5 separate regions of the Mus musculus genome follow, and all the other regions are linked to region 5. A link is a loop called in an ENCODE intact Hi-C map of the cell type or tissue named here. Cell type or tissue: heart. All regions are shown on one strand. Links, peaks and the distances in the headings refer to the core of each region. The heading gives the core; the rest is flanking DNA. Region 1 holds the start of Trpc1 (transient receptor potential cation channel, subfamily C, member 1). Region 2 holds the start of U2surp (U2 snRNP-associated SURP domain containing). Region 3 holds the start of 1700065D16Rik (RIKEN cDNA 1700065D16 gene). Region 4 holds the start of Gk5 (glycerol kinase 5 (putative)). Region 5 holds the start of Xrn1 (5'-3' exoribonuclease 1).

Region 1 (6,425 bases), core at 503-5,502, 200 kb after region 5:
TGGTTTTTCTCCCTTTAGCTGTGTAAAGTGATCTAAAATTTTCTGTAAATTTCTATATGACATAAAAATTTAAAGGGATAAATATAATCCATCAACATTAAACTTTTTTAATACGAGAACTAACTCTTGAATAACCCCCACGTTCACTCTCTTGTTTAAGCTGTAGGAGATTTTTACTTACAGTTTGTTTGTAGCTCCATTGTTACTTCACATGTGCTAGTCTGATAACACAGCTTTGTCTCCAGCATCACATGTGCTAGTCTGATAACACAGCTTTGTCTCCACCATCAAGCATAATACTATATGTTGGTAGGATGTTACACATATGTATTTCTCTAAGTCATCTGAGTTACCCACCTTTTCTAAAATGGTATGTATTAAGTGGTCAGCCAGCCGTTAAGTATTTATTTTGCCCCCACAATGTGTGTGACACTTTTCAATTGTGGATAATCTGATCTGTGGAGATCTGTTTTGCAAATATTAATTCTGAATGTGAATATCGTTATTTTTCACCTAACTGCTTTCAAATACTTTTCAGCCAAACATTGGATAGAATGTCCTAACTGACACCAATCCTATCCTGCTAGAATCACATCACACTTACTACTCTCAGGCTACAGGGAAACCTACATCACTGGACATGCCCACCAAATGGCTTCTGTAGAGATCTGTGTATATAAAAGCTAATGTCCGTCGTAGTTTTTCATGGTCTCCTGGAAACAGTTGAGGTTTGTGTTCCTCTTTTCCCCAGAAGTTTTAGCAGTAGAGAAATTCTGTTGCTCATAGTTGAAGCCAGGAATGAGCTCCCCGGCCCTCCACTTTAGTGCCAGTGAGCAATAGTGCTATGCAAGGAAAGTGCTGTCACCTCTCTCCGTGTGAATGGGTTGTCCGCCTCCTCCTTGTCCACTGATCAGAACATACAGCAGGAGGGAGAGTGTCTGTGTGTTTAGGGTAGACTTTTATAAATGAAGTACTGACAGGTGGGATTCTGAAATATATTCTTCTACATGAAATGTCTTCGCCTTTTATATTTTGGTGATTGTTTTCTTATATGAAGACACAATGCTTCCGCTCCTTTCCTGAGATTATTTAAATCAAACCTCTCTGATTTTTCCCGCTGTCATATTTACTAAAACAATCTGAATTACATGGAATTTAGCACTTTAAGGTGTTCTTTTTCTCACGAAATATATTTAATAAAAATGCTGTGTATGTAGAATTTGTGTTTATTTCATTTAAAGAATAGAGAACCTTCAATACTGATCTGTTAGAAGCTTATTTCCTCACAAAAGACTGCAACTCCTATGTGAAGTAACACAAAAGCTGTTTCTTTAGTGTTTTTTCTTTCATATGAGAAAAAAATTAATTCTAAAATTCTAGTGTTTTTATTATCATTGTATGTATGGATGATACATGTGTATGGGCATGCATGCTTACATGTGGATATCAGAGAACAAATTTGTTGGGTCAGTTTTCTCCTTACACCTTCATGGGAATCGAACTCAGGGCTTCAGGTTTGAACAACCAGCACTCTTATCCACTAAGCCATCTCACCAGCCCTCATATGAAGATTAAAAAAAAAAAAAAGACAAACTGCGTGATTGTTATAAACTTAGTTTGTGATGAAATCATTTGAGTGGATAAAATAATTAGCATTAATTTATTGTCTCCAGTGTCCAAGTACCACAACTAGATTCTTGGACCTCAGCTAAGACAAGTAGAAACAGCCTTTTGACTTACATCCTAGTAGAGACGGCCAGCCAATAAAGCAACAACAAGAAATGAAGCAGGGAAGAAACCGAGAGACCATTGGAGTGGGGGGAGATTTGCTGCAGACTGACTGAGAGCAGAGGGGGAGGTTTTCTGGGTAGCGAGGTCAGGGCTCTCTGAGGAAAAGCAATCGAGTGGGCGCCATGAAAAAGAGACAGATGTGCTCCTCGGGAGTAAAGGGAGGAGAACATGAAAAATATCAGTAGCATCCTACTTGTAGGACTAGATCTAAATCTGAGTTTCTTTCCCCTCTCTGGCTGGAGTTGTGATTCCTCTTTTGGTTTCTGTTTTGTTTGCCTGTGACTTGATGGAGTTGCTTAGAGTAATATGCCACTTTTGAGTTTTTTGAATACCATTGTTCATCATAACTCCAATACTGATCTACATATCACATGTGCTAAGTATGTAGGTATTGTTAGAATGTCCCAATTTATGCCCGCTGAGCAGTTTGTCTGTATCGGAGACAATCCAAAAGCCTGCATTATAATTATCAGCTTGCCTGAAGTAGGCTCTCTAGTGCTTTGGAAGGTCTCTTAAGATTACTACCAAAGAGGGTTGGAATTCCCTCCAGTCTTAGAAAGTAATCCAGTCCCATAGTTCTTTGGATAAAGAATCTGTGTATGGCTGTGAGTCATTTGAGTTAACTTCAAATACTGAAATTTCAGATAGCGCAGGATTAGATTTCTACTACTGGCTAAACATTTTGCTGAGCAACAAAGGAGGTGCATATACAAATGTATGGGCGCTCCTCTCTCCCACTGGCTTCACCTTGAGCCTCTTGGAAATTTCACCAAACTCATAAACTTGGAAGTGTATTAAACATTACACGACAACGGGGAGATCATTTAGAAACAAAAACTGGAGCAACTTGAGATTATCATTTACATCAAATACAGAAAACGTTTGAAAAGATGACTTCGACATCAAAGACTTTTAGAGAATATCTAAAGAGAACATTGATTTTTAAGAATTAGTAAGTTAAATGTTGAAAGAGAAACTAATGGGACAAAGTAGCCTGAATAGGAGAGGCAGTATTCCCCTCAAATTTAAGTACATTTATCCATTGCTTTAAAAATCTAAATCTTAAACGTAGAGTTCAGATTTTCCCCCTAGTGTTGACTGCAGGAAGCAATTAAAAATTATTGAAAAGATGCAGTTTTCAAGTCGCATTTGCTGGACGTCAGACAATTGTTGTCTAAATAGCGAATCTCTTAAAATTAGATAGGATAAATATAACGAATCCACTAAAAGGACTTGTATGGCGAGTAACTCCTAAACTGTGCTTATGCAACGGTTATAGGTCGCCTTTGACTTACATGCGAATACTTTTATAGTGACTTTGGAAATATCAGGAATGTTAGACCATATTAAATCACAAAGATTGTTTTTAAAACGCCTTTAGGAACGAGGGAACTGTAAACACAAACTCCATAATCAGGTTGCTTTGGCCAGGCTTTAGGACAATTCCGTACAGGATTTCAAGTAAACGTTAATCCTTCAGAAGCTCCTTGGCCCTTTTCTGTGCTGCAGTAGCAGCAGCAGCACAAACAGGCAGCGGATAAAATTACCTGAAATCCGCCACCAAGCGGTTCCCATGCCCTCAGGTGCTCAAAGATGCTGCAGACGCGCCCAAGATGCTAGGCGACCGACCAGAGAGGCGCGTCAGCCCTGGAGCCCCGCCCCTACAAGCCCCGCCCCTAGCCCGGCTTCGCCTTAAGCCCCGCCCCGGTGTCGTCGCCTCCGCGGGGCTGAGGATGACGTGAGGAGAAAGCCGCGAACCTCTGCCTCCTGTGGGTGCTGCTGGGCCAGCGGTTCCCACAGCCCCGGAGCCAGACGTGCTGCGAAGCGCACCGCCGAGCTCTCCGGCCGGCGGCCCCCTCACTCCCTCCCAGGCCGGGCCGCTCCCTGTGCGGCCCCTGCGGCTCCTGGCACGGCCCCGCGCTCGGCTGCCGCCCTGGCGCGCTCCACTCTGTCGTCCCCGGACGGGCGCGGACCAGCTCGACCGGGGCGCCGGCGGCTGGGCAGAGGGCGCTGGCCCCGGGGCCGCGCCAGCGCGGCCACCAACCTGGGGCTGTCCGTGGAGGGCGAGTGCTGGTTTCGGGGCGAGGCGACGCCCTTCGGGGCCAACGGGCCGCACGCCGATGTGGCCGTGGGAACGACTCACCCGTTTTCCAGCTCGGGGTCGGGGTCGGGGTCGGCGCCCATGGGGGCCCCGCCTCCGTCTCCTGGCCTGCCCCCGTCGTGGGCCGCGATGATGGCGGCCCTGTACCCGAGCACGGACCTCTCGGGCGTCTCCTCCTCCTCCCTGCCTTCCTCCCCATCCTCCTCGTCGCCCAACGAAGTGATGGCGCTGAAGGATGTGCGAGAGGTGAAGGAGGAGAACACCTTGAATGAGAAGCTTTTCTTGCTGGCGTGCGACAAGGGTGAGAGCTAGGCCCCCTTCTCCACCTCCGGACACCCTAGCACCCACTCCCCGGGTCCGGCCCCTGCCTCAACTTAACTCCTGGCACTCGTGCTTTTCCTTGTGTGCAGCGGCTATTCCCACCTCTGTGCAGCCCGCAGGACTTCTGCCTAATTGAGCTTGAGCAGCAGGCAGGTAGGGCGGGGGCGGTGGACTCGCGCAGGTGGGACGTTTCCATGGCGAGGAGGGAGCCTTGATCCCAAAGTTGCCCCACTTCTGTCACTAATAAACTCTAGTTTGAAGTTACTTCTTCCTTTGGGAGCCAGAGGCTAGTTTTGGACCTAATCCGAAAATTCTACGAATTTCCCTTAAGACTTCTCCGATTTATGGGCTGTCACCTTGTAGGTTTGTTGTTGTTGTTGTTGTTGTTATTTTTAAAAAAGACTTTTACTTCTGTTTAGCATCAGCCAGCAGTGCCTTAGCCTGTTACAGTTGAGTAGTATCCCATTATCTTTAACACAAATAATACGAAAAATCCTGCCCTAGTTGCCGAAACTTTCCCCAAATTTCTGGAACCCCTTTTAAATGTCGGTATTTTTTATTAGGGAGAAAGATTTATTGCTTCAGAGAGTTGGAGGGAGGCAAAGGTAGTAAAAAAAAAAAAAAAGTAAATATAGGCGAAATAATGTGGAATATACTGGTTTTGAATCTAAAAATTGATCACTTTCTGGCCACATTAAAAGACAAGCATGGAACTTGGTTGCTCCCAGATTGCTTTTATCTCTTATCTGAAAAACAAAAAAAGTACTGAAACATTCTCATTCCTCAGTTAAGCAGTTGGATGTTGAAAGGCAGTGTTTATTTGGGAAAACGTTGTTGGAACCATGCAGACTTCTGAAGCCTACTTCCAGAGGCCAGCTCACACTATGGGAAAACTAGTTACAGAAGTTTTTGGATTTGTTCACATATAGAGGTTTAAGTCAACAACATCTCCCTAAACCTTTTAAAGCATTTGAGATAGGTTTTTGTTTTTTTTTACATGATTATGTTTAATCTTAGCCAGGCCAAAAGGCAATCCCTTCTTGACATTTCATCATGGATTTAGAGCCAGGATGGGGAGGGCAGAATTCCCCGTGTCCCCTGGTTCCTCCTAGTTGTCTTCTGTCACCTTCGTGAGAGGCTTGCTGCATTATAAGGAAGGATGCTTTAGGTTTCTGTAGCAGCTTTGTGTGCCTCGGGGCTCAGGATGGTTTCAAAATGTGCAACATTTCCTGGAGAATATATGCCACTGTTGTATTAACACCTTCCTTAATATATTTAGTGGTACTTTCTGTTTTCCCTATTTTGGAGGAGATTTGAAGGGTGTGAGGTTAGGGAGGAGAGCGGTTTGGGTAATTAAGAAGCAGAGACCTGAGTATTTGGTTGAGAAGTTTTATATTGGTAGTCAGCACCTAATATAAAGATGTGTATGATGAGGAAAATAATTTGCATAAAGGAGGGGTGAAGAGAGTATAATTAGTATGTAGGGTACTGGAGCTATATAGGCATCGTTCTATACAGCTCACAAGTGTCACTGGTTATAGAACTTAAGCACTCTGTACAGGGACATTTTGTAAATCACCAAAGCTTTAGAACACACTAGTTGAGAAGTGTACCATGGGAAGTGGTTCGCGGTTATTTTAATGAAGGATGGTAGAGCAGCTAGCTACCTTACTGGCATATCTACTGACCTCACAATGTGTTTCGTTTTATTCTTTTTAACTTGCTGCTCTTTGCCTTGCTATTATAAACATGAAGTTCTTAATTGTGTTAAAGCATTGGACAAAAAGCTCTATTAATGAGTAACTGACTACGTCCATATTCTTTAAGAATTTTTCTCTAATAAAGATTTTTTTTTTTGAGACAGGGTTTCTCTGTATATCCCTGGCTGTCCTGGAACTCACTTTGTAGACCAGGCTGGCCTCGAACTCAGAAATCCACCTGCCTCTGCCTCCCAAGTGCTGGGATTAAAGGCGTGCACCACCACCGCCCGGCCCCATAAAGATGTTTTCTTTATGTGCAGTAGTGAGGAAGAGTAAGGGTAAAAATGTATGTGTATGTGCATAATGGATATCTCTGAGCACACACAAGTTAAGCTTCGGTTTAGCTTAAGTGGCCTAATGAGGTTTGGAAGGCAGGCTGGCCCTAGTACAGAGTCCTCTCTCCCCTGGGACGTTAAAAACACATTACCCAAGTGAAACATTAGTACATTGTG
Region 2 (6,425 bases), core at 496-5,495, 440 kb after region 5:
AGGTGGAAGGTAAGTTATTGCACCTGGCCCCTCCCACCACCAAGAAAGAAGCACAATGTTTAGTGGGTCTATTTGGATTCTGGAGACAGCACACCCCTCACTTGGGTGTGTTATCAGGCCTATTTACCAAGTGACTCTGAAAGCTGCTAGCTTTGTGTGGGGCCTGGAACAGAAGGCTCTTCCAACAGGTCCAGGCTGCTGTGTAGGCTGCTCTACCACTTGGACCATATGATCCAGCAGACCCGATGGTATTTGAGGTGTCGGTGGCAGATAGAGATGCTGTTTGGAGCTTCTGGCAGGAATATGTCTGGAGTGCAGGAGATTCCTTAGGGCATCTCTTAGTACTACCATGTCCTGTGATTAAAGTCAATGGGAAACTACAACAGCATAATCCAAGCAGGATGACAAAGAATACAGACCCATCAGGAATGAAGGTATGAGTCACTCCTCCGGGAAAAGAGCCAAGACCTGCTGAGGTGCTTGCCTAGGGTGGAGGAAATACAGAATGGGTGGTAGAGGAAGTAGTTATAAATACCAGCTAAGGCCTGAAACAAGGATTATAAAGAATGCTTCTGTTTTATTTTGTTAAGAATACATTTGTCTTTCTTCCAATTTCTTTAACATCAACTGGTATTTGAGATACTAAAAGAATGTTCCCAAGGGACATTGCCCCATTGTAAATTTACAAATGCATTTGCGATTGTATGAGGAATAGTTTTATCATGTTAGTTGTATTGATGACCTTGTTATTGTGTCATGTGGACATGAGATATTATTTGTGTCAAGTTGACAAGAGGTGGATTGTGGTGGCTATTCCTGGTTGTCAATTTGACTATATCTGGAATGAACTACAATCCAGAACTAGAAGGCTCACCTGTGATCCTGATCTTGAGGCATAGTGGCTATGAAAAGCTTAGGCCCAGGCAAGGTAGTACATATGCCTTTAATCCCAGGAGACTAAGTAAGGCAAGTCCCAGATCCAGGTGGGCCACACCTTCTGCTGCAGACCTACATAAGGACATTGGAAGGAGGGCTCATCCTTCTTCGCCCGCTTGCCTTGTGGGACTGAGCAACTGCTAGATCCTTGGATTTCTATTCACAGCTGCTGCTGACCACTGTTGGGGAGTTGGACTACAGACTGTAAGTCATCAATAAATTCTCTTACTATATAGAAAATACTCATAAGTTCTGTGACCCTAGAGAACCCTAAATACAAATATTTTAAATAAAGCTGTGATATGAATGCTGTAAAGTAGGTTTCACAATCTGTTCCGAATTTATTATTGGAACCCTGCTGTTTTTAATATATAAAAGCCTCCACAGTATTGTGACTTACAGAGACAGACATAAGGCTGTACAGTGTAAAACTTGGGAATAAGGAGATTGCAAAGTAACCCTGTATATAACTGACACTGAAGAAAGGAGCAGTAGGGGAGGGAACTGAAAGAAAGAATGAACTCTGAGAGTAGGAGTAGGCTCAGGAGACGGAGTCACAGAAGCAAGTACATTTACCATACAGAAGTTGAAGTTTATTTTTTGGTTGATGGGGGTATAGTGAAGGGGGTGGGGGAGCGACCAGGGAAGCATTAGTCTAGGAGGCTACATTGCTGAACTCTCTAAAAAGGTCAATAAGCAGGGCGGTAGTGGCACACGCCTTTAATCCCAGCACTTGGGAGGCAGAGGCAGGCAGATTTCTGAGTTCGAGGCCAGCCTGGTCTATAGAGTGAGTTCCAGGACAGCCAGGACTACACAGAGAAACCCTGTCTTGAAAAAACCAAAATAAATAAATAAATAAATATCAATAAAATCTGGTGGTAGGCGATGAGGTATAAATAAGCCAGGTACCAGAGATAGAAACCGTAGTAACAGGAAGCCAACGATCAGAAAGTAACGGTTGCTATGCATGAAAGTACAGTATAATACGGTTCTGTGCCCTCCAGCCCAAATGAATTTATTTCCATTCTCAGGTCCTGTCACACATCTCCAATTCTGAGCCTCTTCTCTAGGTCTGACCCTTATCTGTAACTGAAATCTAGGTGATGGCACACACGTTTTCTCCCAGCACTTGGGAGACAGATCTCCGAGTTTGAGGTCAGCCTGGTCTACAGCACAGGGACAGCCAGGGGTGGAATGCCGACAAACTGGAAAAACCCAAATCAAACCAAACTTACTCATTCCCCGCTTCCCTTCAATTAACAAAAAGCTTAGACATGGTGGCCCAAGACTAATTCCCAGGACCTGAGGCGGGAAAATCAGCAGTTCAAGGCTATCTTCTGCTACACAACTTTTGCGACTATGCTTCAAAGAAATAGGTGCGGGTAGCCAGAAGTCTCAGAGGGAAAAAGGCACTTGCTGAGCAAACCTGCCAACCTCATTTCGATCCCCAAATCCCACCAACTCCTTCAAACTGTCCTTTAACCTCCCCACAGTTGCTAGGGCGTGCCTGTACTGCACAGTAACAATAAACATGCTCGTTTTAGAACAGCGTCTATATTACGATCCATCCCTCCCCAACTCCATGCCCAGTCTATGCAGGTACCATGCTCCGACGTCCTAAACAGTTTTTATCCTATTTCCCTGTTTTTTCTCAACTCTGAAGTCACTGCTCACCATTTTTTAACGTGAGCAGATTGCAAATTTGCCTTGCCACCAAGGCCTGTGCCCCCTGGGGGATCGTGCGGCAAAGTGTCTCGACGAACTGCCTCATCAGCTGAGGTGAGACGCTCGGCTCACGTGGCTACTGCAGTTGCTTTAAAAGAGCAGCTTCCTTCCCCCCTCAGGAAGTAGAACCCGCTCGCATCTAACGCCGGTTGGCTCTGGGAGGAAAATGACTGAATTATCAGTTGGCCTTGAAAGTCGGGTCAAGGAGAGTCCCTAAATTCCGCAGGCGCGTGACGTGACTGGGCGCCGCAATTCACCGGAAGGCGAGCGGGGTGGGCGGGGCGCGTAAAAGCGCCTCGACGCGGAAGTCACGCGGCCCCGGCGCCGCGGAGGTCTCCGTCTCGGCGTTCGGCTATTCGGCCTGGCAGCCTTTCTGGCGCGCTCGGCTGCTATCTGTTCTCTCGGTGCTCGACTCACCCGCGCTGCTGCCTCCGCTGAAGGAGGAGCAAAGCTCAAGATGGCCGACAAAACGCCAGGCGGATCTCAGAAGGCCAGTTCAAAGGTAGTTTCTTAGAGATCTCCGTCAGTCAGGGGGGTCTCTCACCGTGGTCGAGGGCCTACAGAAGCCTCTGGCCTTCGAGGGTTTCCTGGGGCGAGGGGCTGAGGCCTGTTGGCCACAGTGGGCCTGGCACCGCTGCACCAAGGTGCGCAGGTTGAGAGGCCCGAGCGCGCGTCCGTCCCGACTGGGATTCAGCCCCACACCAGCGTGCCTGGTGGCGAGCGGGGCTGGTCACCTCGTTCGGCTTTGTGGGTCAGAGCAGTGGTTCCGAGGTGGTCCGGCGTCCTTGTATCACCCCTTGCTGCTCTCGGAGGCTGCGGGCTAGAGGCTGGGAGAGGCGGGAAGGTTCCCGGTCTTAGATGCCTGTTTCTTCCCCCCTCGTCCTCCCTTCTTTACTTTGGCTCTTACTCGTTCCTGGCCTTACACGGTTTCTCTCCTTGCCGTCCAGGAAATTAGGCTGGACGGGTTGCAAGGGTGTGCGAGAGACCCGCCAGTGGAGGGCCTGGGGTTGGGACGTGCGGAGGGAGCCGCTCTCTGAGCCTCAGGGTTAGAGCCACACTTCCCATGTGATTTTCCTCCCACTTCCCGGGAAGTGAAAAGTGAACAACATCCCTCTTGAGGGCCGCAGACTCAGGGTCTCAAGCAGTATGTGGGGTTTCCATTGGAAAGGGAAACTACGGTAGACGTGGAAATTGCCCAAATGCCCTTACATGTGAGTTTATAGGGAGCCCTGTGCATTGCTTGGGAAACCGTTGAACTGTAATTAAGCGTTAGTAAGGTTGGGTTAACAATTGGTGTTAGTTGCCATTTTGGCCAGCGTGTTTAATCCCATTTATTTACTTATCTATTTTGGATTATTTTGCTTGGAGATTCTCGTCCCCATCTCGGTATTAAAGATGCCTAAGTACTGCCATAAACCAGTGGCGAGGCTTGAGATGCAGAGATAAGGAGTTGGATAACATTTAAAGAGTCTCGGAACGTAAAGTGTATGATTATCTGTTTGCATTTGCTGTTTGGTTTGAGAAACAAACCAAACTTGCTCTCTTTCTAATAAGGCTGACGTTTATTTATTTGTTAATTTTTAAATTTTTGCCATTTTGCTGAATGATTGCCCCAGATTTACTTAGCAAGTAGTAAAGGTCTTACTAGACATTCTTCAGAACTATGGGAGGGCCCAGTTCTGGTTGTCCTTACACCAGACCTTTACTGTAAGTCAGCTTCCTTTTTCTCCAGTAGTTTTTCCCCTCCTTCCCTTTCTGGGGGAGCAGGTGAATGAAGGGGTACCTCATGATGCCACTCCTCCTTTCAGACCCGTGACCAGGACAGGTACCCACATCCATAGTTACAATTTGTTTTGATATTCTTCTCAAAGCATTTAGTATTTCCTGCATGAGGCCTGGGTAGATTGAAAGCTTTTCAAAGTATGTGTTCAGACTTTTTTCTAAGAGAATACTTCTCAGGACTCTGTGTAGTTTTTAAGTATTAAGTAGCTTGTTGGATTTTTTTTTTTTCATTCACACTTGTCAGTTTATAGTCCTTTAGATGTCACCAAAGGGTTCCTTACTCGTGTCTGAAAAGGGAATATTTATACTCAAGAGTTTTGCCAGGATTTTTCCATGTAATGGAAAGTGTTGTAATGGAATGGCGAGGTTATAGGTTTTGAAAACAAATACGATACCTAATCTCTTCAGCCTCAGGTTTTCTTATCTTATTACAGGAAAAAAATTCTTTTATAGGGCTGATAGAAAGATGGAGTTACTGTAAATGTTAGTAAATCTTACTTCAGTTTCTAAGTCTATATAGATCATCCACCCATCCTGCGTACTAGGTTTTTGAGCTGGGTCTCCCGTAGCCCAGGCTGGCTTGAACTTTAACCTTCAGCATCCTGCTGCTCCTTCCTTGTATTTCCCAGAGTTGGGATTACAGGCATGTGCCAACCGCTTCCAGCTCCCTTTTTTTTAAGGAACTAGAAAGCACTGATTTGGATTATTAAGTGTTGGCCATCATAATGACCACTCAAATTGTTGTTGTTTTTTTTTAATTTCAAATGTAAGTCTAGACATTATTAGATTATAAGATCATTTTGGCCTTAGTACAATATTTGGAATTTCCAGGCTTGTATTCTGTGCTGTATATCAAGTAAGTAGAGACTTCTGTTTCATGCTCTTGCTATGGTAGTTACATTTCCATCAATTTGGGTAGAGGTGTTTATTAGTCATTTCTACACATTGAAAGAATATTTGTACAAGATATAGGGTTTTTACCATTGACCATGATGAAGTCTCTATCTTTTACAAAAGTGTGCATGTCTGTGTGCACACATGTGCACCCTCATGCCGCAGTGTAGATGTGACAGAGGACAACGCTAGGTTCTAAGGATCAAATTCAGGCCTTCAGGCTGTGTGGCCTATGTCTGCATTCTCTGAGTCATGCTCATGGCCCCATTAGTGTTTCTTAATTACAAAATACATAAACCACTAGTTATTTTTAGCTTTAAAATTAACTTCATGATGTACACAGTGTATGTAGTTCTTGCTAAGGGGACTTGATGGGGGGGCACCCTTCCAAAGTCCCTTTTATTTTATGTAATTGTTCTATACTTTTCATTTTTAATATCTCCTGGTAGACACTGAGCACATATTTTAGAAATAAAATTTCCTAAGCAAAGTATTTCATGGCTTCAGGAGGGGGTTTGGAGCCATATTGTAGCTTTGTTTCAGAGCAGTAAGACAGAACGTATGGTTGTTAACCTGAGATATTGCTAGATATAAAAAAATAAGTTTACCAAAAATGTGTTATTTTGCCAGGCAGTGGAGGCCCATGCCTTTAATCCCAGCACTTGGGGGACAGAGGGAGAGGCAGAGGCAGAGGCAGGTGGATATCTGAGTTCCAGGACAGCCAGGCCTACTACACACAAAGAAACCCATCTTGAGAAACAAACAGAAACAAAAAAGAAAAAATATTGTTATTTTAACCTTTGTTTGCATGTTCATACAAGTGAGGATTAGAAGACAATGATTATATTTCACTGTGTGGCAGTGGCAGTACCTGTCTCCTTTTTAAAATACTGTATTTTATTTGTTGCGTGTGATTGTACGTAGACCTGGCTGGAGGCTGGAGGACCGGCCGCTTGAAGGAGTTGGGTTCCTTTCCTCTATCACTTGGGCCCTGGAGATCATCCTTTGTCAAGGATTGTCAGGCTTCGTTGGCAGCAAGCACCTTTACCTGGTAACCCGCTCTGCCTGCTCCAGTACCTTTTTTCTTT
Region 3 (6,425 bases), core at 641-5,640, 97 kb after region 5:
GCAGCTCAAAATGGCAGCCATTAGCCACATATGACTATTTAATACTTGAAAAGAAGGTTATTCCAAATTAAGATGTATATAAGATACATATTGGATTACTCATACTTGGACAAAAGAATTAATGTTGCATTAATCGTCTTATATGAGTTACATATGAGTGTGATAATATTTGGATATAATGAGCTAACACAAACCCTATAAAACAAGGTAAGATACTAAGCCTAATTTGGATCTGAGGATGCTCTGGAAGTTAAATCACTGGAGATCACACAGCTCAGATTAATGGAAGCCTGGGATATAAATGCAATTGTGATTAATAAGACCAGAGAGATACCTAGGCTAGCTAGAAGAGCCGTAAGGAGACACAGAAAAACTGAGGTTTATTCTAAATGCCACAAAGGTTGGAATTTCACAAAAGGAACACTGGCTAGGATCAGATCAATTTTAGAAAACATCTTTTGATTTTATTTTGATAAAATATAAATTACATAATGTTTACTATTTCATTATTTTAAAGTGTATATACTTCTATAGAATTAAGTTCAGCACATTACTACCACTCATGTAAAGAACTTTTTAACCTTCCCAAGCAGCAACTCTACACCTAATAAGCAATAATTTACCATTTCTCCTCTTTTATTCCCTGGCAATATTCATTCCACTATTTTATCTTCATGAGCTTGACTATTTTAAGGTTTCTTCTATTTATGGTATATTTACCTGTTTGTGACTTTTTTTTTAAGATTTATTTATTATTATATCTAAGTACACTGTAGCCATCTTCAGACACACCAGAAGAGGGCATTAGATCTCATTACGGATGGTTATGAGCCACCATGTGGTTGCTGGGATTTGAACTCATGACCTTCTGAAGAGCAATCAGTGCTCTTAACTGCTGAGCCATCTCTCCAGCCCCTGTGACTTATTTCTTAATTCAGTGGTTCTCAACCTTCCTAATATGTGAACTTTAATGCAGTTCCTCAATTCTTGGTGACTCAACTATAAAATTATTCTCATTACTACTTCATCATTATAATTTTGCTAGTTATGAATCATAATGTATATATTTTTGGAAAGAGGGGTTTACCTACAGGTTGAAACTCACTAGCTTTGTTGTAGCATATTAGAATGTCTTTCCTCATCATACTGAATAATACCATGTTTATGCCACGTTTGGGAGGATTATATTTACTCATCTGTTGAGCATTTGCTTCCACCACTGAGCTATTGTGAATATCAATGCTTTGATGAGCAAAAGTGTAAACATATATGTTCAAATCCCTGTTATAAATTCTTTTGGGTATATATTATAAAGAATTGTCATGTTATGAGGTAACTACTCTATTTACCCTCCTCCTTTAGTAGCACCTTCATTCCACTTCACAACCGTTAAGTTACACTATTTTACTTCTATACTAACAATGTACCACAGGGTCCAATTTCCCCATATCCTTACCATTTCTTTTACATATCAATAGTTATTGTAATGGTCTGAAATGGAATCTCCTTGTTTTGTTTTTGAGGAGGGTTAAGTTCTCACTATAGAGCCCCTTTTAATACCTTGATAGCTCAAGCTGTCCTCAAACTCAGTGAGCCTCTTGTCTTGGCCTCCCAAGTCATCTCACCAACTTCCTTGTGTGGTTTGGATTTGTCTCCCTTACTTTTAATCATATCAAACATCTGTGTTTTCCTTTACTTATTAGCTATTTTATATTCTCTCTGGAGAAAAATCTCAATTTCCTTATTCATTTTTTTCATCAAACTTTTTTATTGTTGAATTATGTAAGTTTTTAATATATTAATAGCTGTTAAACTTAAAATTTTAATCATTTTAAAAAGTCTGTATGCGCATGTGAGATATATATGTATGTATGTACATATGAATATAGGTTCTTGTGCCACGGTACATGAGTTAAGGACAGGGAACAACCTCAGGTGTTGGTCCCTGCCTTCCAGAATTTCAGTGATGACAAAATTTGTATTATCAGTTTTCCAAAATCACTTTATCTCATATACTTTTAGACAGAAATTACTAAATTCAAATTTTTAATGATTTTTTTTTTTGCTCCCACAAAGTCTATTTGCCACATTCATGCAAAGTAAAAAAACAAACATACAAACAAAAAAACCCTTCAGACAGTACAAAAGTGGTCTTTTCATTTATCCTCTAATTTAGGTTTTCGGTTTTTGGTATGGCCAACAGGAGGAAATGAACATCGCTGCGGTGCAAAACTAAAAGGAAACTGATAGCTCACAGACTTAAGGTCAGCACTAACTCTACGTGCAAACTTTCCAGCCTGAGAGAACCGACTTGAGAACTCAATGGCTGCGGTGTCCTGACAGAGGAAAACCTAGAGCGCAGAAGGGGCGTGGCAAGCGCTAATTTCTGATTGGAACCCGGTTCTCCTTTGACTCTCGAGGTTGACAGAAACAAGGGGTTTGCTTCCCCCCACCCCCTTTTTTCTCTTGTCTTTGTCTTTCCAGAGGCAAGGTCTCACTATTTAGTCCTGGCTGGCCTAGGGGCACCTCTGCCACCCAAATTCTGGGATTGAAGGCGGCGAGCCTCAAAGAGGCAACTGCAGATGAACACCAACGCGTGTTTTAGTTTGGGGGACGCTGTGCACGTTGGACTCCGTGGACCCGTGGCCAGTCCCGGGGACTTCCGACTAGAGTAGCGGGCTGGCCGACGCTCGGCCTCTCTCGGAGGAGAAACCGCCGCGCTTCCCTCAGAAGCGGGGCCGTGATTCCCAAACAAAACCTCAGCCAATGGATTCCGTCAACAACGACCAAAGGACCAGGACCCGGGGGAAGTTTTCGGGAAGCAAACGAGTGTGGTAAGATGGCCAGAAGAGACCCTTCTCGAGGCCAAGCGGGAAGCAGCTCGCGTGGACTGGCTCCCCGCGAGCCGAGCCGCGGCTGCCACGGTCACCCCGGCACGTGGGTCGCCACGGCGCTCCGGCCAACTGCCACTGTGAGGGAGGGAACGGCGGCCACAGGCCGCGGCGCGGGCCGAGGAGACCCGGCGACTCGAAGCTGGCGACGACGCGCGGCCCTACCTGGCCAACTCCCGCAGGGCGGGGATCATGGACGCCAGCTCCAGCCCGTGGTCGCCCATGGTGACACCGAGCGGCTCTCAAAACAGCCGCCGCCGGCGCCGGGCTTCTCCACAGCCGCCTCCGGTGGAGAGGGCGGAGCGTCGACGGAGCCCCGCGAGGTCCAAAATTCTCCTCCCGGAAGCCGCTCTCGGTTGCGGTTGGAACCCTGGGGAAATCCCAGAGGCGACAGGGGCGGAGCCGACAGCGGACGTGCCCGCCCACTTTCCCTCCCAGGCGAGTGCGTGACCTACTCCACGGGTATTTTTTGCTCAAACCTGGATGCTCAGGGAAGCCGTAAGCTAGGATCTGGGTCGGAGAGGGACCTGACGACCCAACAAAGTTAGATATTTCACTATGTTCGAATGGCATATTTAACTAGGTAAGGCCATGCAGTAATCCTTACATTTGCTGTTTAGGACACAAGGGTAATTATTGATACAACCTCCAAAAATAAAATTAAAAAGTGGTGGAATGGCAGCCAGATGCGCTCTGACTGCAAAGCTGTACTTTGAACACCCATCCCTTTGCCCCGTTTCCTTCAGTGATGCCCTGTGACGAGGAACTTTAAGCTGAAGCAAACCTTTTCCTTCCCAGGTCACTTTCCATCATTGTGTTCCATCACAGCAATAGAAACCTAACATAGGACAGGCAACTATGAAAAATAGTGTATCTGCTAAAAAGCAAGAAAAGCTAGCTATTTTGAAATCATGTTGAGAAAGATGACAATAATGACAGAGCTGAGGGCACAGTCCAGTGGAAGAGCACTAACCTAGCTCGTGAGGCTCGGGCACAGAGGACCTAGAGTACTAAACAAACTACAGTTAAACGATTTTAAAAAAGAAGGCATAGTTGCACATGCCTACAATCCCCTTACTTTGGGTATAGAGGCAGAAGGATCAAGAGTTCAAAGCCATCCTTAGCTCTATAATGAGCTCAAGGGCAGTCTGGGATACAGGGGAACCCTGTCTCAAAAAACAAAACAAAACCAAAAGCCACTACCACCACCACCAACAACAACAACAACCCAGTATGTAATTCATCACTGAGTAGCACTGCAGTTCTGAAGTGCAGGACCCCAAACAGCAGAGCTCTGGCAAATCTAATCCAAAAAGCAATTTTTGAAACAATTATTTGTTTTTCACTTTACATTCCAATACCACCCCCTCTCCTCCCAGTGCCGTTGGTGGGCCACCATGGGCAGTCCACATATGTCCTAGGCTATCTGTGAATATGATCCAACACAACTGAGGGACAGCACCATCACCCAGTGTCGGTAAGTGGTAGGGAGGTACTGATAGCTCTCCACAGAGTGACAATAAGCTGGCCACAGCACTACATGGCTATAATTCTAGCACTTTAGAGGCGGAGGCAGCATGGTAACCAGCTTAAGCCGCCTTAGGTTACATGGTGAGGCACAGTCTGAAACAATAGCAAGAGCTAGTCAAAGCTACCCTTGAGTTTGGAGGGGGGTGCAAATCAGAATGAAAGGAAGCTGGCAGCCATTTATCTGGACAGCCTTAGTGATACACCAATAAATGAGAGGCAGATGCCAAGGCCAGTGTCGGTCCTCCCTCTGAGGACTCTCTCTCTCTGCCAAACTCTGCAGAAGAATTTTTCGTAAGGCTGATTCTATTTTCATCTCCCATTCAGTCCTAACCCAGTATTTATTATACTCTGCCCTTGTGTCCCTCCCCCTCCCTGCCCTAATTCTCCCCAGAATCACCAACAGTTTCTCTTTTTCTCCTGTTGCTGCTGTTGTTGTTGCTTATTGAGATTGGGTCCCCCATAGCCCAGGCTGGCCTTGAGCTCACTATGTAGCTGAGGATGACCTTGAACTGCTGATCTTCATCCCACCTTCTGGGTACTGGGATTACAGGCAGGTGCCTCTATATTTAGTTTACATAGAGCTAGAGCTAGAGCTCAGACTCATGGTGTGGTGGTTTGAAGGAGAATGACCCCCAGAGGCTCATATATTTGAACACTTGGCATCCCCAGTTGGTGGAACTGTTTAGGAAGGATTGCTGGAGGAGGAGTGTCACTAGGAATGGGGGCAGGTGGACTTTTAGATTTCAAAAGCCAATGCCATTTCCAATTACTTCTTTCTCTCTCCCTCTTCCTCTTCCTTCTCTTCCCTCCCCGTTCTCCCTGTCTCCCCATTCACTCGTCTCTCTTCCCTCTGTCCAGTGCTTGTGGATCAAGATGTAAGCACTCAGCTAATTCACCAGCGCCATGCCTGCCTGCCTGTCGCTTTGGTCTCTGCCATAATAGTCATGGATTCCAACCCTCTGAAACTGTAAGCAAACCCCCAATAAACTGTTAATCTCTAAGTTGCCTTGGTCATAGTGTCTCTTTTTCCAGCAACAGAACAGCAACTAAGACTCATGCCTTCCTTTATGCTAGACAGACACCTAGACAGACCTTCCAGATGATCTTGGAAGCAGCCCCACAGACTGGGATCACACCCCTGAAATCTTTCTCTCCTTTCAAAGCTGCTGTAAGGAACTGACAGGCGCAGCTAGCTGTGGTCAGGAGTCTCACAAGCCTGCATGCCTCTGTCCTCACAGCACTCATAAAAAACAATAGCCTCATCTCACTACCTCACTGCTGCCCAGGGGCCAAGGCAGCTTGACTAATGTCACACATTAACTACCCCATTCCCCTAGCCAGTGTCTCCTTGACTCCTGTCATCCATGTCCCGCAACACAGGTCATCTATTAACTAAGCCTGCTTCCTCAGAGTGCAAGGATCACACCCTCCCTTAGAAGCCTTTAAGAATGTGCACTGGCTTGGTTTTGTATGCTGGGGACTGAAGCCTCTTTCCTTAGGCCCCAGCTGTTCTGCCTGTGGAGTTAATAACTGTCTTAATAAAGCTCTCAGTGCCTTCCTCCCGGGTCCACCTCCCCTCCTCTCATGGCTTTCAGATGGCTAAGTCCAATAGAGACTGATCACTTTTTTCTTCTTACACGATTTGCCGGTCTAGATTGCTGCATCCCTGGAATGTGTTCTCTGATTAGCCCGTGTTTTAGCAGTATGTCCTTTGCCATCTTTCTTCACTTTTCCTTAGGGGTTTCCCCCTCTCTTTTTTCTTTTTCCCCCTCCCCAACTGCACGGCACCAGGGGTCTTCATTGCTCCTTTTTATTCTTGGGTAACTTTATTCCTTCTGAAGACCTCAGGTAACTCCCATCGCTTGAGCACTCTGGAGCTCACTACCTGTTCCCTGCGAACTCTTCGGGCTCTGTTTCATCTGTCTACCTCTTTACCGGATTTTACTACCTTAAATGTTCTCAGGCACTTTATTTTTGTTTGTTTGTTTTTTTTAATAACAAGAA
Region 4 (6,332 bases), core at 1-5,000, 160 kb before region 5:
CCATGCTTAGCATCCCAAAGACAGTGTTCTTCCCATCAGTTCCCAGGCATCGTCTCCACAGTTCTTTACATAGCCAGAGCTCCATCGGTAGACCAGGCAGGCTGGCCTTGAACTCAGAGACCCATCTGCCTCTATCTCCCAGGCCCTGGAATTAAAGGTATGTACCACCAAACCCCAATACTTTCTAAAAATCAAATTTCCTTAAATTGTGCAACAACTATGCAGCTGTATTGCCTACCAACTTCTTAAAAATTTATCAAATTTCATATTTACTTCAGGGTAGGGAGCACACTTGTGCCAGTTTAAAGTGCCGAGGACAGAGGGCAACCTATGCTCTCCTTTCTCCCTGTCCATCTCAGGGATCCAAGCTTAGGAGGGAGGACTGGGAAGTCCTCTTTACCTGCTGAGCCATCTCCTTCCTGAACCAAACTCTCATTCCTTAATTAAAAAAAAAAAATTTAAAATGCACCGTTTCAGCAAAAGTACTTTGTGACTAGAATTGTAAGAAAAACTAAGAAGTATCGTTGTGTTTGTGATAAAGACTTGCAATACGACAAGAGCTCAGTATGTGCCTTAGACCTGTCCTTAAAGGTTGGGACAGGGATGGACTGAGTGGGTGGGCAGTGTTCCGACACAGCTGGCCAGAGAGAGAGCGAGCAGCGCAGTTGCTGCAACTCACCTCCTAGCTCAGATCCCTGAAGGGAACGTCTAGTCTATTTCCTCAAAGTAAATTCTTAAGGCAGTCACTACTTAACTTTTACCCTAGTCGATGTAGGATAGCACAGGGAAAAAAGGGGGGAGCCCAGTGCTGTAAGGAAGAAGTTAAATGGCTCTCATATCCCTTCGCTAATATTTTAAACATTAGAAAATGCTAGTATTTAAAGGAGTAAATAAGAACACTACACTCAATCAACTGCATTGACCACTGTATAGAAATTAGCGCTTTATTAAAATGGGGGTTGGCTGTTAACTAGTATCATCTGAGGTTTAAGGCTTTGCTAACAAAGACCAACCAATGCTTTGGCAGGCTTCTCAAGCCAGAAGATACTTTTTAATGAATTCTCAAAGATGGAAAGAAATAAGGATAACAAAGCTTTCAAAATGTGCTCAGTGTCTCCAATATCCATGGAAGTTAAATGTTAATGTGAGGACCTAGCACTTTTACGAACGCAACCAGTAAGGTGGCTTGGCGGTAAAAGTACTTCTGCCAAGCCTGAAGACCTGAGTTCAATCCTAGGGACCGGGCCAACATGGTGGAAGGAGAAAACCGATGCCCAAGAAAGTTGTCCTCTGACTCCTAAATGTGTGCCATATAGCACGCGAGCACACACAGATACACAAATAATAAATGCAACGAATTGTTTAAATAACACAACCGAAAAAAAAAAACCCACAGTTTTATATTCCATCAAAATCTGAAGAGCTAAAAGGCATAAAAGGTCGACGAGGAAGTGCAGAAAAACCACGCAAATCACTAACCACCTTCTGTCCACATATACACAATCTGCCCGCGCTGCCCCGAGAGTCACCTCGGTTCCACCCAGGTAAAGCTAGAGCGCTGAGTCCCGCGGGACAGGAAGCGAGAGACAGACACCGGGCCACGCCGGCCCGAGCCCCCCAGAGGTGCAGGAAGAGCTAGGGTGCAGTCAGATCCCGAGACCCTCCCGCCGCGCCTAGTCACCTTCTGCGCGCTGGAGCCTCGCACTCGCGCCGTCTGGTCATAGACGTGGCAGCGGATCACCGTGCTGCCCACGTCCAGCCCCAGCACGAAGCGGGAGGGCGGCGAGGCCGACGCGCTCAGTTCCTCTCGCTGCCGCTCTGCACGCTCCTGCTGCCCTGACATCGCGACCCCGAACACTGCAGTCGCCACGGGCCGGCCAGCGCGGAGCTATAAACGCCAGACCCCGGGCGGAGAGCTCGCGGCCCCGCCCCTCCTACACCGCGCCCTGTCCCGCCCCTCGACGAGTTAGGCTCCGCCCCTTCACAAGACCCCGCCCCGCCTCGTTCAGCCCCTTCGGGAAGCCTTGCTACCCCACGCTCCGCCCCTAGCACCGTGACGTCAGGGCAGCGCGCCGAGCAGCTCGTGGGAATTTGGCAAAGATGGCGTTTACCGCAGCGCTGTACTGGATGTCACCGTTCAGCGACCGTTACTTTGAAACTTTTTAGTTCCCTTCTAGCCCAGATTACTTTTTTACGAATATCTGTTAGGAAAAATCAAGTGAGATGAAAAAATTTTAAACTTTTTTTCATGTTCACTTAGTTTTTTGCCTGTATTTATGTGTGTGAGCCACATGTGCCTGATGCATGTAGAAGTCAGAAGAGGACCTCCGACGATTGCAAGCTTCCATGTAGGCAATGATAACCAAACCCCGGTCTTCAGCAAGAGCAACTAGTGCTCTTAACCAGTGAGCCATCTTTCCAGTCCGTGGGAAGACATTCAAAAGTATAGGAGGTTCCTCATGAAGTCTTCCCAGAAAAGCTTGCATGTATTACACAACGATGAATAGATGTCCAAGTTTTGTATGGCACTAAAGGGCCTTTGCCGCGACACAAAGTTTAAATTTCGTGAGAATGTTTTGTGGGTAGCTTATCAGCTTAAAGGAATATTTTCTTGTTTATATTACTCTGTTAGCCTACTTGCTTCCCAGAGATTTGCCAAGTTGGATTTGGGTTGTCACTTGAAGCTTGACTGTGAACACCATATTTATTTTTGTTTGTTTGTGGCTTCTCTTAATAGTCTGTCTCTACACAGCAATGCCTATTTGCACCATCTGGCACAGGTCTGCCCTATATCGTTGGTGACCAATTGGTCATGCATGAATGTGTGTGTGTGTGAGAGAGAGAGAAAGAGAGAGAGAGAGAGACTTTCCAGCGTTGTATGCATGACTAATAGTCCTATGCTGTCCGATTCTCTTGAGAAACTGAAACTGTACAAATACCAGAGGGAAGGCAGAGCCAGAACCTGAGAGCCACAACTGAAGTTTGACCTTGTTCCTCAAGGCAATCTCTTACTAGGACCAAAGGCTCCCTAGGATTCTATATGCTCTTGTCGTGAATAGGCACCAAACTCTGGTCCTCATGTTTGACTGGCAAGCACATTACCTACGGAGCTATCTCTCCCAGTTCCTGAGGGAAAGAAACTTTAAAGAATTGGTTGTAGGTCCAGGCAAGCTTAGAAACTTGTAGGGCCTGCTGGCAGCCTGGAAAAGAAGGCACACTTCCATGCTTACAGTTTTGATTTCCTCCTTCCCGAAGCTTGCCTTTGCCCTTTTCCAAAGCTTGCCTGGTGTTCAACTAATCGGGGGAAGCTCAGTCATGTGTGTGTGTGTGTGTGTGTGTGTGTGTGTGTGTGTGTGATATCTTTACTGGGGATACAGATTTAAATGTCAATCACATCTAAACTACACCTCCCACAGCAATGTACAAGTAACCTAGTCAAGCTTATTCATACAGTTAGCCATTAGTTTCCCTGCTTACAACTAAGAAAAGTTCAGTGTAGGCAGTGTTAACAGTTGGTGTACTTCTCACAGAGGTATTTCTTGGGGGTTTTATACTCTGCGACTTTGTGATCATTTTCGTAAGGTCAAACATCAGCAGTTTCTAAAGTGTGAAAGAGCAGATCTTAAAAAATACTTAGTCTAGAGTTTTTAAAAAGTTTCTCATTTTTGTTTTATTTCTCTTGAGACAGAGTCTGAGTGTACCAGAGGCTGGCCTAGAACTCAAGCCACTCCTCCTGACTTCGCCTCACATTGGAATTATAGCAATGCGCCAACAGGTCAAGCACAGTTTTCCAATTTCAAACAAATTTGAAACCTTGACAAATGCTGTCACCTGAAGAAAACTTGTTTTTTTGCTTGTTTGTTTGTTTTTTAGAATATCATTTATTCTTTGTTAACCTCATAAATACATACAATGTATCTTTTAAAACATTCTTAAGTGTATGAATGTTTTGCCTGTATGTATATATGTACATCACATGTGTGCCTGGTGCTCTGGGAGGTCAGACGAGGGCATCAAAGCCTCTGGGACTGGAGTTATAGATGGTTGTCAACTGCCATGGGAGTGCTGGGAATAGAACCCAGGACCTCTGCACAGGCAATAAGGACTCTTAGCCTCTGAGCCAACTCTCCACCTCCAACAATTTATCTTGGTCGTATTCACCCTCAATCTTCCCTTCCTACTTCCCCTGGACACCTTGAAACATGTCCCCACTGCCCTCCCCAACCCAGTGGGTCCAATCCAATTAGTGCTGCCGCTGGACTATTAACTTGATGTTGTGCAAGTCAATCGCCAGCCGCAGTGAGGTCATAGGGGCAAAAGCCATGCCAGGTCCAAGAGGCAGCATTTCACAGCACGCCTACCTGTTCTCCCAATCCTCACACTCCTGCATTGTTTCTGCTGCTCTTTTTCATGGAGTACCTGAGCCTGGGGAGAAAGGGCTGAGCACAACAGTCACTTTTCAGTTTAAAAAAAAAAACAAAAAAACAGCCGGGCGTGGTGGAGCACGCCTTTAATCCCAGGACTGGGGAGGAAGAGGCAGGCAGATTTCTGAATTCAAGGCCAGCCTGGTCTACAGAGTGAGTTCCAGGACAGCCAGAGCTATACAGAGAAACCCTGTCTCCAAAAACAAAACAAACAACAACAAAAAACAACACACAAAAAAAAACAAAAAAACTAGTTTATGATCCTGCTTTGACTGCTGCCCACTACATAAAGAAGCTTGCCTGGCCAAAACTGAAAGCAACATTAGTCTCTGTGTATAAATATAAACACTTGGAGGGCAGTCTGAGAACATGAGCATTTAGCAAAACAACAGTCATAGGTTCCCCTCTAGGCTGTATGATTTCCACAGCCATGAGCTTTTTGGCCCAGATTTATAATGTCACACATGAATGCCTTCCTGTGATGCAGGCCACAAATCCAATCAGCAGGTGGCTACCTCCATAACCTTCATGCCACACTTTTACCATTTGGTCTTGCCTAGCATCTTGGTGCTGTAGCATTCAGAGTTCACTGTGAGGTTATACCATTGATGATTTTTTTTCTCCTCCAGCAGTCTGAAAAGCTCCTTCCTCCCATCACTATGAGAGCTAACTGGCAGGGAGGAAGTTCTCAGATCAGTCTAGCTTGAAACCTACACTACAGTATACATTTTTTTTTCATCAAGAGTCTTTCCATCTAGTTATAGTGGGTAACCAAGAGCAACAGAAAGAGCCTGTAGATTCTTATAGGAGAACAGTTTGTTTTGGTTGGTTTGGTTTGGTTTTCTGAGTCGGGGTGTCGTGGTTTGAATAAGTATGGCCCTCATTTCTGAGCATTATTAATTAATCCCAGCACTGTGCAGACAGAGGCAGTCTAATCTCTTGACTTTGAGGCCATTCTGGTCTACAAAGCAAGTCCAGGTCAGCCAGGGATCTGTCACCTTGTCTAAAAAATATAAAAAACAAACATAAAAACCCCATAGGCTCAGAAGGCTTAGTAATTGGGGTGGCACTACTTGAGAAGGGTTAGGGGGCTTGGCCTTGTTGGAGGAAGTGTGTCACTGGGAGTGGGCTGTGGAGTTTCAAAAGCTCATGCCAGGCCAAGCGTTTCTTCCTGTTCCCTATGGATCCTGATATAGAACTCTCAGCGACTTCTCCGGCACCATGTCTGCCTGCATGCCAACCATACTGACAATGGACTAAACCTCTGAAACTGTAAGCCAGTCCCCATTAAATGTATCATTTTATGAGTTTATCCTTGGTCATGGTGTCTCTTCATAGCAATAGACACTAAGAAACAGGGTTAGAGGGTCTCATGTAACTCAGGCTAGCCTTGAAGTGACCACCTTGCCAGGGATCACTTTGCACTCTTGTTTTTGTTTTGTTTTGTTTTGTTTTGTTTTGTTGTTTTTTCGAGACAGGGTTTCTCTGTATAGCCCTGGGTGTCCTGGAACTCACTCTGTAGACCAGGCTGGCCTCGAACTCAGAAATCCGTCTATCTCTGCCTCCCAAGTGCTGGGATTAAAGGCATGCACCACCACACCCGGCCACTTTGCACTCTTGTTCCTCCTACTTGTACCTCCCAAGTGCTGGTGTTATTGGCAGGCACCTCTGTGCACAGCTACAATTAACATTTTGCCCCCCCCCCCAAGTTCAGATATTGATTGTCAGGGAACTTAAACATAGAGGACTCATTTTAAAAGCAACCACTACCTTCAGAGGGCAGACTGCTGCCTGAAGAGGCGTGGAGACATGAAAGATCCTGTGTGTCTCCCAGGTGCATCATTCTCAGCCAGCACTTCTCACCCTGCTATGCCCATAGTGGAAAATCCCTGCAGCACATGGGGCTCA
Region 5 (6,425 bases), core at 831-5,830:
CTTACTTTGTAGTTTATGCTAGCTTTGAAATGGCCGTCTTCCTGCCTTAGCTGCCCTGGTGCTAAGATTACACCTGTGTATCACCACAGCTGGCTGAGGGAAGTAAACAAAAGCTTGTATTCAGGGCTGGAGAGATGGCTCCATGGTTAAGAGCACTTGTTATTCTTGCAGAGGACCTATGTTTGGTCCGCAGTATCAACATGGTGATTCACAATCATCTGTGACTCCAGTTCGCAGGGTCCAGGACTCTCTTCTGACCGTTAGGGGCACCAGGCACGGAGGTGATGCACAGACATATATATATATACACACATTCATACACATAAAAATGAAAGAAGCTGAAATAAGTAAGTAAACAAATAAATGTATGTCACTTGGCCGCAATACTTTTTTGTTGTTTTTTGTTTCTATATGAACTGAAATTCCTTAAGCTTTAGAATGAGTGGGCTCAGAAAAGCCTTAACTTCACAAGTCTCTTTCTTTTGCAGTTTTTCAATAATGTTTTAAAACATGGTAGTGTATTTTTAAAGATCCCTTGACTCCAATTCTTCCTTTCATCAGGATCAGTTTCTTCTGTTTCCAGTATGCCTTCCATGGTAACATTTATTTTATTCTCAGCCATTTCTCCTTAGGGCATACTGTGCCACATAACGATCCTTTGGTAGGTCAGCTTTGAATGTCTAGGTGGGATACTGCTTTTTCTTCTTCACTCAGTCAGTCTTAAAAAATAAAATAAAATAAAGCCTCCCTCCCCCAGCTTTAGGTACTGTTATCTAATTGGCTAGTCCTTTGAAGCCTACAGGGTATTCTGGAGTTCTGTTCACAAGTTCATCAGCTAGTTCTTCTTTTCCTCTCAAACTGTCTAGAGTCTCTTGGTAGTTTGCCCTCATCTAGTAGTGTTTGGACTCAGTAACATGGGGCTACTGAATCACATGAATTCTATCTATTTTCATTCAGTGGTTCAAAGGATGAATAACTGTGCTGATACCATCCTCACTCTCGTTCTAAAACACATCGCTCCCCATCCTCTCCCTCTGGGTGTGCTTCTGTTCACCCTGGCAACCACACAGGAAACTAAATGTTCTTCATTTAGTTTTTTTTGTCTGTTTTTTGAGGCAGGGTCTCTCAGTGAACCTGAAGCTCACTGATCAGTTGGACGAGTTGGCCTGAGAGCCCTCAGGCTTCACCTGTCCCTGCTCTCTAGTGCTGGTTACAGGTGCTCTATGCTGCTCCCGGCTTTTATGTGGGTGCTTGGGTCCTTCCCTCCTAGTCTTCCTTTTTTGGTCTTCTGTTAAATAAAATATTTGTGAAAGGCCTAACTTTGATACATCGAGTTTCTTGTTTTGTCAGGTCTGTGTTCCATGGCTGTCAGTTTATCTACCTACCTCTGCCTGCTCAGTGCTGGGATTGAAGGTGTAGGACACCATGCCCCGCTGACACACCAACAAGTTTTAAAGTTTATTTTCAGTGTAATTTTAAAGCAATCCTTACTTTCAATCTACTGTAAAACTTTCACAAAATCTATCTTGCTTCCCATGTCATGATGTTGCTTTAAAAGACTGTTTTGTTTTTACAATGAAATTCCCCAGGATGGTGAACCCAAGATATTTTTACCAAATAAATGTCTGTGATCAAAGAGCATAGAATAAAAATGTTATTGAACACATTAGGCTAGAAAATATTTATTGATTAAAGATCCTGAAAAAGAAAAACAATGCCTCCATTTTCACTTTTCTCCCTGAAAATAAATACCATCTAAATTTAAGTCAACCAAATTCATACCATCTAATCTTAACTAAAATAAGGGGAAGACAAGTCAGCATTTTCGAACTTTTTATAAGGTTTCTTTTATATGCCAACTTTCATTAGAAGTTAATATCAAAAGAATCCTTTCCAGAGGCTGGATTCTATCTTTAACCTTATAAGTACCTTAAAACAAACAAACAAAAAAAAAACCCCACATAATTGACAACTTCCAGTATTAATACAGTGCTACTTATCACAAATAATTTATTAAGTATACAAATTTCAAAAACGAGTTTTTTTTTTCTGTAAACCAAAGTCATTAAATGTGACATACTACATTATCATTCAAAGTCTAGTTTACCTATTAGAACATTTGGTTTCTCTCCTCCGTCATTCAAACATGCAGATATATTCTAGTATATAGTATATATAAATATACAAATACACACTTTTAGAACTCAAAAAAAAAAAAAACCCGCTGCTGTAGGGTCATTATACACTAAGTGTTAGTAATAATGTTTCGAGATCTTTCTGCCATACTAAAGCCTTTAAGCACCATTCCCCCCACCTCCCCGCCCCATCCCTGCGCTCCATCTAAACGTTTTGTTCGTTTAGACAATAGGGGGGTCGGTCCTGTCTGGGGGCTAACGGGAGCATGAAAAAGTATCACAAACCCAAGACACTAGCTAGCTACAGCAACCGGTCCAGGCATTGAGGTTAAATGCAGCTCTTCACAGCTGGAGTGCTCCGCGATTCCACCACGGGGACGTTAGTGCTTGTATACCGTCTGTTGCTTTGCTTGGGATGAGGGACCCGAGAAGTCGTCCCACACAGCTTCGCAGCCTAAAGCGAAGCTCCAGGTCCGGTTCCCAGGAGGACAGAGAGGGCTCCTTAAAAGCCTTCCCACCAAGGGCTCCTTTGCAAGTCCTGGAGTGCCTTCCCAGGGGGAGCTCAGACCTGCCGCAAGCCACTCTGTTCTGACCTGCCTCTACCTGGTGCGGCTACCCGGGGGCCGCCAAGCCTCCGTTCCCCTTCTCTTCCCCCCGTTCGGCCGCTGACCTGCACCGCGGGCAGCTGGAAGGCCGGGGTCCCACAGCGCAGAGAGGCCCGCGGGCCCGCTTTCTGCGCCGCGGCCTGAGCTCACCCACCTGATGCTCCTTCACCACTTCGCTGAGGCAGGGGTACCGCTCCGAGATCCATCGGTAAAACTTGGGGACTCCCATTTTGACCGTCGACACTAATTCCAGTCGGTGCAGAAACGAAACCAAACACCCCGCCCGGGCCTCCGCCGCCGCCTCCGGCCGTCGCTCGGAGGATGACAACACAAGGTCCGCCAGACCATAGAGCAAACCGTGGGCCTAGAGGGGCAGGACGGCGCTGGTGGGCGGTGGGTCCTGTCTATCCCGCTGCCTCGCTCTTCCATACTCGTTGGTGACAGCGCAAGAGGTGTGATTTGCGCATTAGGTGAGCTCAGGTTTAAAATGCCAGTTGATTGAGGTGTGGACTTGCGGATGGTATAAGAACGTTTAAGAGACAGTTGGTTAGCTTTATGTTAACTTGAAACATGGCAGAGTCGTTAGAAAGAGAAACCTCAACTGAGAAAAACGCTGCTTCCAAATTGGCCTGTGGGAATATTTTGATTACTGATCAATGCGGGAGGGCCCATCTGAATGTGTGCTGCTGCCACCCCTGGGCCGGTGGTCTTTCGGTATGTGAAAAAGGCTGAGTGAACTAGCCAGAAAGCAACATTCCTTCAGAGCTTCTTCAGTTCCTGCCTCAAGTTCCTTTGATGATGGGCTGTGATGTGGAAGTGTAAGCCAAGTAAACTCTTTCCTTCCTAAGTTGCTTTTGGTCATGGTGCTTATAACAGTAATAGAAACCCTAGTAAGAAAGGTATTGGACACTTGCTTTTTGTACTGTGGGCTTGTCCCTCGTGGGATCGTTAAATTTACTATTTTTCAATGTGGACTTGAAAAAGTCTGGTTAGCTTGTGAGAGGAGTAATTCTCTGAGTAATGTAAACCTACAGAAGAGTTTTAATTTTCTAATATTTTAAAGAGTTTTATAGTTTTCCTCTTTATATCTTTTATTAAATTACTTTATTTACATTCCAACCCCCCCCCCCATCCTGACTCCCCCTCCCGGAGTTCTTTAAGCCCTCCTCCCAACTCTGAGAGGGTGCTCCCCCATCTGCTTCCACCTCACATTTCCGCTTAGGTCATCCCCATTGAGTCCTAGTAGCCTCTCACATCCCAGATCTCTGGGACTTTCTAGAGGTTCCCCATGGGCCCTAACCTCCACTGCTGCATGTTGATTAATTCTCCTGGCCCTCTGGGCATCCCTCCTTTCCATACCTGATCCCGCCCCTTCTTTTCCCCTTCCTCTCACCTCTCCGACCCAATTTCCTCCCTCTGCCTCCCATGATTATTATTCCTCTTCGAGGTGGATTTCAGGTATCCACACTTGGGCCTTCCTTCTTGTTAAAGTCTGTGAGTTGTATTGTGGGAAAGAGTAATTTCCCACCATTTCAAGACTCTGGGTTACTCCCCTCATCCACAATTTTTGATACCCTGTTTCAAAACAAAGAAACCAACAAAATTCAAAAAGCCGGTTGTGGTTACTTAGGAGGCATAGGAAGATCAGAAGTTAAAGGCCATCCTCAGGTACATTGTAAGTTCAGGGAGATCCTAGTTGATAAGAAAGCCCATTTCAACCCCAAAACTCAAACCTGTGTGGCATGAAAGTTTGAATCTCAGCACTTGAAGGATGGAGGCTGGAAGATCAGGAGTTCAAGGGCATCCTCACTTACTTAAGTTCCAGACGCATTTGCCCTACATGAGAACTGTCTCAACCAAACAGGACAAAAGCCACTATAAACATTTCTGTTTTGTTTTTTATTATCATGTGACTTTCCTTACAATAAATACTTCAGAAGTTATTGGATTCTTTCCTTTGGCACTGCTTGTCTTCCATGATTAGCGCTTGGACAACATTCATCTTTAGTCAAGAGAACCTTCCATATATATATAATTATGTGTGTGTGTGTATATATATATATATATATATATATATATGGAATGGATATATAAAATGTAATATATATGTATACATTTTTCATCAATGAAGAAGTTATATATCTTTTGTAGGAAAATAGCTGCAAGTGATCATATTAAGTAAATTAACTTAGTCTCAGAAAGATAACATTTTCTTTCATATATGGTTCCTAGATTTTATATAGCTACTTAAAATCATATATGTATATGTGAGATGATAGCAGAGACAACACTAAAGTGTTGAAAGAAACAAAAGAGACTGAGGCAGGGGAACAAAGGAATTGTGGAAGGAATTTGTTAAAAGTATATGATGTATTTGTTTGAAATGATCCTATGTAATCTAGTACCAAGTACAACCAAAATACATCAATGCTAATTAATTAAACATGTTTATATGAATAAGATGCCAAAAAATTGAAATGGATAAAAAGCACACACATGCACGCCCCCTAACACACAGAGTATGTAAAAAAAGATTTTCTAATTATCCTGTCCTTAACTGCTTTACATCAAATCTGAGTAGGAAATTGTATGTTCAGTTTTCACATTTATGTCTTCTGACTTACTACAGTTTACCTCATTATACTTTTACTTATAGGAAAAAATAAGACAGAGTCTTATGGAGAAAAAATTCAGCAGTTTCCCATCTGACTATAATAAATGTATTACTTTACAATTCTTTTCTTTTTAATCTATTAGAAAATATGCAGAAAACATCTAAACACATTAAAAACTTTAGATTTTAAAAAATCATAGACAATTGTAAATATTAGTGTTTTCTGCGACTGCTGTACTGGGTGTTATGGCCCATCAGCAGTGTGGTGTTTTAAATGTACAGATTGGTGGTTAGGATGTGGCTCAATGGTAGGACGTATGCAGAGCATGGTTCAGTCTTCAGTATCACCAACAACTACACAGTTGATTAGTTTTCACATGCATATTTCTTGAGTTTCTATTCTTTGATCACATTTTCACACACACTAGCGCTTTATGAAGTGAATTTAATGATAACCTATCACTTTCGACAGGGCAGAAGAGGCAGTCCAATACCTGCCCACAACATGAATTCAATATAGCTTCATTGCTATTCAAATGAAACCTTATGCTAACACTTTGAAAAGGAAGTTGATATAAAGTATAAAATGAAATTAAGTTGGCTGGTTCTTTGCAATTACATTATTTTTTGATCATGAGAATACATGTATTATTTCTCTAGTTGGACTAAACAATATGTATGAAGAAAGCAGTGTTTAATAATTGAATTCATTATTTTAAATACTTTTAAAAATCACAGAGAAATACTAGTTTCTCTGAGAATGTAAGTAAATGTATGCTGTACTTTAGAATTAAAGGCAAACCACTGATTAGTAACATGGATTTCAGATTACTAATATATTCTTTGAAATAATTTTATTTTACATATATGGGGTCCAACCAAGGTACATCTGACAGAGTAAGTTTTCATCAGTAGCTTCTTGTATGAGGTAATGCACATGTCCTTCAATAGATAATGGCAGCCCTGTTACTCTATTTCGGGTTTTGATCACACCTTGTAGTCGTTGTTCAATGTCAAGAACATGGGTCTTGGCCTAAAAAAGATACAGAAAGTCATTAAGGCTACAGACCC

Evidence for each region. A loop is a pair of places that touch in the nucleus more often than their neighbours do. Peaks named below come from ENCODE experiments on the same cell type or tissue, not always from the same donor. Only the 100,000 strongest peaks of a DNase experiment are listed, where the experiment ranks them.
Region 1: it touches region 5 in a loop (5-fold over the local background); 2 of 42 quality-filtered maps call a loop at or near these places.
Region 2: a loop joins it to region 5, with 3 times the contacts of the local background. A loop is called at or near these places in 4 of 42 quality-filtered maps.
Region 3: it touches region 5 in a loop (6-fold over the local background); 4 of 42 quality-filtered maps call a loop at or near these places.
Region 4: a loop joins it to region 5, with 7 times the contacts of the local background. A loop is called at or near these places in 9 of 42 quality-filtered maps.

Annotation. Positions count from the first base shown.
Region 1 is chr9:95,747,436-95,753,860 of GRCm38, reverse strand. Trpc1 (transient receptor potential cation channel, subfamily C, member 1) reads left to right here and starts at 3,513. Exons shown (of 13, transcript NM_011643.4): 1 at 3,513-4,193. The coding sequence starts at 4,022. Pls1 (plastin 1 (I-isoform)) reads left to right here. Exons shown (of 16, transcript NM_001033210.3): 16 at 1-1,219. In heart, for the core only: a CTCF peak has its summit at 3,572; DNase peaks (open chromatin) are centred at 3,520 and 4,180; H3K4me3 peaks cover 1,472 bases; H3K27ac peaks cover 1,033 bases; H3K27me3 peaks cover 1,177 bases.
Region 2 is chr9:95,508,555-95,514,979 of GRCm38, reverse strand. U2surp (U2 snRNP-associated SURP domain containing) reads left to right here and starts at 2,984. Exons shown (of 28, transcript NM_001357974.1): 1 at 2,984-3,163. The coding sequence starts at 3,119. In heart, for the core only: a CTCF peak has its summit at 2,679; a DNase peak (open chromatin) is centred at 2,979; H3K4me3 peaks cover 2,770 bases; H3K27ac peaks cover 2,165 bases.
Region 3 is chr9:95,854,415-95,860,839 of GRCm38, reverse strand. It overlaps 1700065D16Rik (RIKEN cDNA 1700065D16 gene), which reads left to right and starts at 2,958. Exons shown (of 2, transcript NM_001271569.1): 1 at 2,958-3,333; 2 at 5,280-5,422. The coding sequence starts at 3,084. The coding sequence ends at 5,392. Atr (ataxia telangiectasia and Rad3 related) reads right to left here and starts at 3,243. Exons shown (of 47, transcript NM_019864.1): 1 at 3,057-3,243. The coding sequence starts at 3,115. In heart, for the core only: no CTCF peak of the experiment used is centred there; DNase peaks (open chromatin) are centred at 3,229 and 4,649; H3K4me3 peaks cover 1,806 bases; H3K27ac peaks cover 1,872 bases; H3K27me3 peaks cover 86 bases.
Region 4 is chr9:96,114,962-96,121,293 of GRCm38, reverse strand. Gk5 (glycerol kinase 5 (putative)) reads right to left here and starts at 1,865. Exons shown (of 16, transcript NM_001368879.1): 1 at 1,682-1,865. The coding sequence starts at 1,843. In heart, for the core only: no CTCF peak of the experiment used is centred there; a DNase peak (open chromatin) is centred at 1,973; H3K4me3 peaks cover 1,818 bases; H3K27ac peaks cover 1,370 bases.
Region 5 is chr9:95,951,413-95,957,837 of GRCm38, reverse strand. It overlaps Xrn1 (5'-3' exoribonuclease 1), which reads right to left and starts at 3,078. Exons shown (of 42, transcript NM_001311130.1): 1 at 2,895-3,078. The coding sequence starts at 2,969. It overlaps Gm16794 (a long non-coding RNA gene), which reads left to right. Exons shown (of 3, transcript XR_871036.3): 1 at 1-3,210. Atr (ataxia telangiectasia and Rad3 related) reads right to left here. Exons shown (of 47, transcript NM_019864.1): 47 at 6,194-6,387. The coding sequence ends at 6,214. In heart, for the core only: no CTCF peak of the experiment used is centred there; a DNase peak (open chromatin) is centred at 3,077; H3K4me3 peaks cover 2,144 bases; H3K27ac peaks cover 1,746 bases.